Regions from separate parts of the Homo sapiens genome. Here region 1 is linked to region 2. Evidence: read pairs that join two places in POLR2A ChIA-PET (ENCODE). Cell type or tissue: IMR-90. All regions are shown on one strand. Each heading gives the region's core, and the rest is flanking DNA. Links, peaks and the distances in the headings are about the cores only.

Region 1 (2,912 bases), core at 142-2,641, 200 kb before region 2:
GGGATGGAGAGGGAATGTAGAGAGATGGTTAACCAGTATTTATGTCTCATTTCAAAATAATGACAGCTTTTTTTAAAAAGCTTGAAAGATAGTATATGCCTTTTGTCAGTAATCAACATATGTATGTAATCTATTCTGTTGATAAATGTCAATATCTAAGGATAAGTAGGGCACAGAGAAGGGAAATTGTGTACCTCATTTTCTCTGTAAGGCTGTAAAGAGTGAAGAGGGTGAGAGAAAGAAGGCACACCTTTCATATTCATCTGTCATTTCTAGAAGGCTTAAGTGTCTGAATCTGACTCTTGTTTTTTTTTTTTTTTTTTTTTTTTGAGACGGAGTCTCGCTCTGTTGCCCAGGCTGGAGTGCAGTGGCGGGATCTCAGCTCACTGCAAGCTCCGCCTCCCGGGTTCACACCATTCTCCTGCCTCAGCCTCCCAAGTAGCTGGGACTACAGGCGCCCGCCACTACGCCCGGCTAATTTTTTGTATTTTTAGTAGAGACGGGGTTTCACCGCTTTAGCCGGGATGGTCTCGATCTCCTGACCTCGTGATCCGCCCGCCTCGGCCTCCCAAAGTGCTGGGATTACAGGCGTGAGCCACCGCGCCCGGCCTTTTTTTTTTTAATCTGACTCTTTTAACAGTATTCTGATAGAGCAGCGATGGCTTCAAGACGTAGACTGTTGTCACTTCTTTTGTCTGCTGAGCTGCAAAACAGCTTCTTGGGATATCTGGCCCATGACTTTGGATAGGATTGATGGCTTCCCTAGCCCAGTCTGTTCATTCATCTTTGGAGTTGATTTCTTATCTTTCCTGCTTGAAAAGAATGGATGCAGGGTATGGTATGATTCTGATTATGTTTTTATTCAATATGAAGCAATTAGTTGACCATACCATGAGACAGAAAAGACAAATACTCATTGAAAGTTGATACTTAAAACTCTTACCCTAATTGGGATTAGGAGGAAGAGTACTTTATTTCACCAGAGAATAATGCCAGAAAATTTTGCTAAGGGTAAAAGTGTGGGGACCATTTTCGAAGGAGGTCAAGAGCTAGCTATTTTATGTAAGGGAAATTATCTGAATGGGATGGAATTATAAGGAAAGGAAGCTGAAATATTGAAAGAGAATTTCCCCCAATATTTTCTTAAATGTGGGCTATTACTTTTTCATTGGAAAAAATTTAAAAGGACTACATTAAAAATGAGAATACTTAACAGGCTGAAGTAGGAGGATTGCTTAAGTCCAGGAGTTTGAGGCCAGACTGGGCAACATGGCAAGACCGTGTCTCTCTAAAAAAAAAATCGGAATTCTGCATTTTAAGGAGTGTGGTTCATTCCTAGTTATAGATTAGGACAGTTGAATTATGTGAAGGTCTGAGAACTATTTCCAATATATAGACTTTTATTAAACAAAGGTATAGATGGATGATGACTTAGAAATGCAGGCGGTGATTTTGTTTCATGCCTAGTTTCTCAAGTTTTAGAAAATGGTGACAGTCTCAGAGAAAACAAGCAACTATTTTGTGAAATCTCCAGGTGTCAAAACAGTCCAAGGCACATATAATTAGAATAAATTAAGGGAGAATGTTGCTTTAGAGTTCTTGTGGTGCACTAGTCATTCTTAAAGGGTGAGCAAGGCAAAAACTAAAAATAGATGGAAGCTTATCTGCACATTTGAACTTGTGGAACAGCTGGAGTGGGTCTCTTACTCCCTTACTCTTCCTAACTGAATAATTCTCCCTCTCTGGTTATTTGCTGTATTGAGAAAGTCTTCACTGGCTCTCCTGGCGTTTTTGAGAAGGATATTAAAGGGGCTTGAATTAGAGCACAGGAAGTGGAATAAATGGCAGGAAACATTTGATCATTTCTGTCACTGTCAGAATGAAAGCCCAATATTTGATTTGAGAGGTTGCAGGACAGTAGCAAATGTTTTGATGGGTTTGTGTGTGCGCGTGTGCGCGCGCGCCTGTGCACACTCTCAACTTTGTATCTTTTTTTTTCTTTGCCCTTCTCTCTAATATTCACTCTTGTCCAGATTTTCATAATATAATTGGAAGAAGCAAAGGCCCTTCCTCCTCTGTTAATGAGTTACAATCTTTCACAGGTCCAAGAAAGGCGACAGAAGGGACTTTCTACTTTGTAGACTTATTATTGTTTTTCATTTTCTACTAAAAGTTTATTTTCCCATGTGCTGTTTTTCGGTGTGTATGCATTGTTAACTGCATTTCCACCATGTTGCATAAGGAACATTTGCAATTTGGTTTATAATGTCACCATTCGTGCTCCATAAGGGAGGTCTATACTCTATCTCTCATATATCCAGTACCTAAAACTCACTGCCTGGCACTTAAGTAGGTGCTTCAGTATATGTCAGCATTCCAAAGGTCTTTGTTACTGTAAATAGAGCATTGATGTGAATAGTACAGATGATGGTGGGCTCTATCATGATCTCTCTTGGCAGGGATTTATCCAGAGTCATTTGAATAATTACCATGTACCAACTAGTATGTCTGGTCCTGGGTATGTACGTATTTAGGACCTTTAGAGAGCTTATATGTTGGTAGGAGAGGACATACTAGGAAACCAACAATTACAGTATGGGGGTGCTGTTACGAGATTTGAGGTGTGCATTAGAGAGCAGAGAGGAAGGCTACCTGACCCAGTTTAGAGTGAGTTGAGAGAATTAGGGGATTGTTTCATGAAGGAGATGATGGTTACATGATCATGTTCTGTAAGATGAGGAAGAGTTAGCAGGGAAAAGGGGAGGAAAGGCTTGGAGCCCTGAGAAAACTTTGTCCTTATGTTGGGGAAGTACTCTGTTCAGTTTTCAAGTTATGCACCATTTTGACTAATCTTTAAGGAAGTAATGTAATTGGTTAGTTTGGACTTTTCTCATAATTTGAACAGAGGTTTT
Region 2 (2,912 bases), core at 105-2,604:
TCTGTTTCACTGCACATGTTGGTACCACTACAGAGCCAAGGCTCACTTGGGGCACGAGAAGGGGAGGGGTTGTCCGCCTTCATTCCTCGGATGAACCAGTGAGGAATAGGGAGATAAAACCTTATGGCTTTTATTTCAGAATAAAGCCTGTATGTAGCTGGGGTGTATTAATAGAAAGTTGAGGAAGACGTTTACAGTCTTCTTAGCAGGGTTTGCTGTATTTCCCTCCTTTAAGCTGGTCAGCAACTTGAATATCTGGCCTGAGGACACAGCAACTCATCTATACCCTTTTTCTATATCCGTTTTTTAGCTCCTGAAAAACCTTTTCACCAACTTTGTTTGCAATGTCAACAGAAATGTAGGTGTTAAATCTCTCCTCTCCCCTTCTGTTGTGGTATTTGAGCCACTGCTTTCACAGCCTAGCTAAGGACTACTCTGGACAACTCAAGGAAAATGTCAGCAGCTCCTAGAAAGAGAAATCCTTTTTTTTTTTTAATCCCTTTTTCTTTTGTTTCTTCACTCCTTTCTGCTTTTTGCTTCCCTCAGTTCCTCATCCTTTTCCCTCCCAAATCATTCATGATCCAAGTAAGAGAATGTCTCAGGTGAGAGAATGCATTCTGAAGTAAGTCTGTCCCTGAGAATGTTAGATAGAGTGGGGGGCTAGAAGGGTCTGGAATAGTAAGAAAACAGGCAAATGAAGTAGCAGACCCACAATTCAAGACCCAGTTAGTGTGCATAGAAACACTGAAGAAGTCCCAGCCAGGCAGCTATACTTAGTCGCAACAAATATTAACATACACAGAACTCCTTTGTTCCACTCCTTTTCTTTTTCATTTTCTTTAAATCAACTCCATCATCCCTTCTCCCTCCCCAAAAATAAAGCTTAACTCTTGATAATTTTTAAACTTTATCAGACACATTTATAGCCACGTCTCGATCCTAGAGACATAACTGCAATATTTGGCTGACATTTTTCTCGTGTTAAATCATTGCTTTGCATTTGGCAGGGAGGTATAGTGTATGCTTTGGGTAGTTTCAATTTTCTGTACCTCACGACAAGTCCATTGTACACGCTTGTGGTGTTTAGTATAACACCCCCCTTCCTTTATTAGCATACTACTCTGACATCAAAGAACTGAGCTGCATCTTGCAATGCCTGACAGAGCCTTTTTCATAGGGGTGGGAGGAGGAGGAGGAGGAAGAAGAAGCGGGTTGGAAAAGGAAGCCTTGTTTTTCTCTTCGTCTCGGTAGATGAATCATGTTCCCACAACTGCAATTGGGTTTTCAAACCTCCAAGGCTGCGGGTGCGGAGCTGAAAGGGCAAGCAGTGACGTTCTTGAGAGAGAAGGAAAAAGGGAGGAGGAGGCTGGCTAGGGAGGGAAGGAGGGAGGGAGGGAGTACAGCAGGAGTGGTCTTTTATTTTTTTCCCTTTTACTCTGCTGTCCTTAGAGATTTTCAACTTAAATCAAAACCAAGCCCTACTGCCTGGTGAGCAAGAGAGATTCCAAAGACTTTACTTTGAAAAGCATCTCCCAGCTTCTACTTTTTTTTAAGGAAAAGTAGATTTTCTTTGTCTTTGTTTTTGTTTTAAGCAAGAACAGAATCTAATGACTTTTTTCATGCCATCGCTTTGAAATAGCGTCGTCTTCCTTTCTTTCTCTCCCTCTTCCTGGCAAAGTATATACTGGATTTTTATTGCCTTCTTGGGTTTTTTTCCCTACGTGTATCGGCCGTTATGCTTAGCCAGTTTATTCTTTATTTTTTTACTGGAGTCATTGCCAGTGATGGAAACGGTGTTTGCTTCTCTTTCAGTCAAGATCTGCACAAAGTATAGCATTAGGTGGTATTTATTGTTTATATTATGAGTTCTACATTCATCTTTCCAGCACTCTGAAGTTATCAGCAAGTTCTCAGTCAGTTCAAGGCATTGGATTCTGCTTGATTTCTTTTTAATTCATTGTTTTTGACCCCTTTGAGAGTTTTAATAGAGAGGAGTCTGGAAGGCAGAGATCTCCACCACCTAACCGTGAGAAATTTGGAACTAAGGACTTGCACTGGTCCCCAAGTTAACAGTGGATATACTTCCTGCATTTTCTCTGTTCTTTCTTGCATTTGGGCAAAATGTATGAACGGCACAAGAGGCGCTACAGCCTCTGTGACATCTCCAAGGTGGACAGGACTGTGGACGTGGTATTGCTGAAGGTAAGGGGGGCTGCACCTCATGCATTCTGAAGCTCTGCAGGCTGTTTTAGCGCTTTGAACCCGGTAGCCATGTCCCTGGCCCTCCTGTATTGGGAGAAAGGCCGAGAAATCTGTGCACAGTGGAGGATGAGGGGTGAATGTAAGCCTCTTAAAGGAATATCTGAACAGGAAGCAATAGGTGCTTGGTAATCAGCATTGGACCACTTACTGTTGAAATGTAATTTTACTTTCATTAAAATGGATTCTTATGCTTGGGAGAACCTCATACTGTTGAAAATCACAGAGAGAGAAATTCACCTTCCAAGTTGCTCTGTTTGTCCTTCTGTCTCTGTCACCCCTCCGCCCCCAGACTCCACCCCCATCTGCCTGGTCTCTTTCTCTGTCAGTCTCTCTGCCTCTGTCTTTTAAGTATTTCTGTCTTTTGTCTGAGTCTTTTCTGTTTTTCTGCTACTGTCTCGTTCAATTCTTTAGGGGAAGGATAGGCAACATTTATTTCTTTTGGAAGGATTTCCAATAAACCTATCTATTAAGGTGGCAGAGCTGACCTTTTGGCTTGGTTTGACTGCTTTTCAGAGGTAGCTTCTGACTTTGTTGATAGCTGTATTTGTTTGTGTTCTCCGCATTAGTGATGTTTGGTGTCTAAGCAGGATGAGGGCGGAGACTCTGAATAGCTAATTGCTCACAGAAGGCATCCTTGAATCTAAAATTAG

What was found. Peaks named below come from ENCODE experiments on the same cell type or tissue, not always from the same donor. Only the 100,000 strongest peaks of a DNase experiment are listed, where the experiment ranks them.
Region 1: POLR2A ChIA-PET joins it to region 2 with 5 read pairs; 4 of 35 experiments call an interaction of 5 or more read pairs at or near these places.

Annotation. Positions count from the first base shown.
Region 1 is chr15:85,419,631-85,422,542 of GRCh38, forward strand. The region is part of intron 1 of AKAP13 (A-kinase anchoring protein 13); the gene reads left to right. Among named protein-coding and RNA genes, the nearest start is that of AKAP13, 40 kb to the left of the region's middle. In IMR-90, for the core only: no CTCF peak of the experiment used is centred there; a DNase peak (open chromatin) is centred at 1,671.
Region 2 is chr15:85,617,971-85,620,882 of GRCh38, forward strand. All of the region lies in intron 8 of AKAP13 (A-kinase anchoring protein 13), which reads left to right. Among named protein-coding and RNA genes, the nearest start is that of LINC02883, 140 kb to the right of the region's middle. RefSeq lists an enhancer at 1-160. In IMR-90, for the core only: no CTCF peak of the experiment used is centred there; a DNase peak (open chromatin) is centred at 1,301; H3K4me3 peaks cover 1,618 bases; H3K27ac peaks cover 1,995 bases.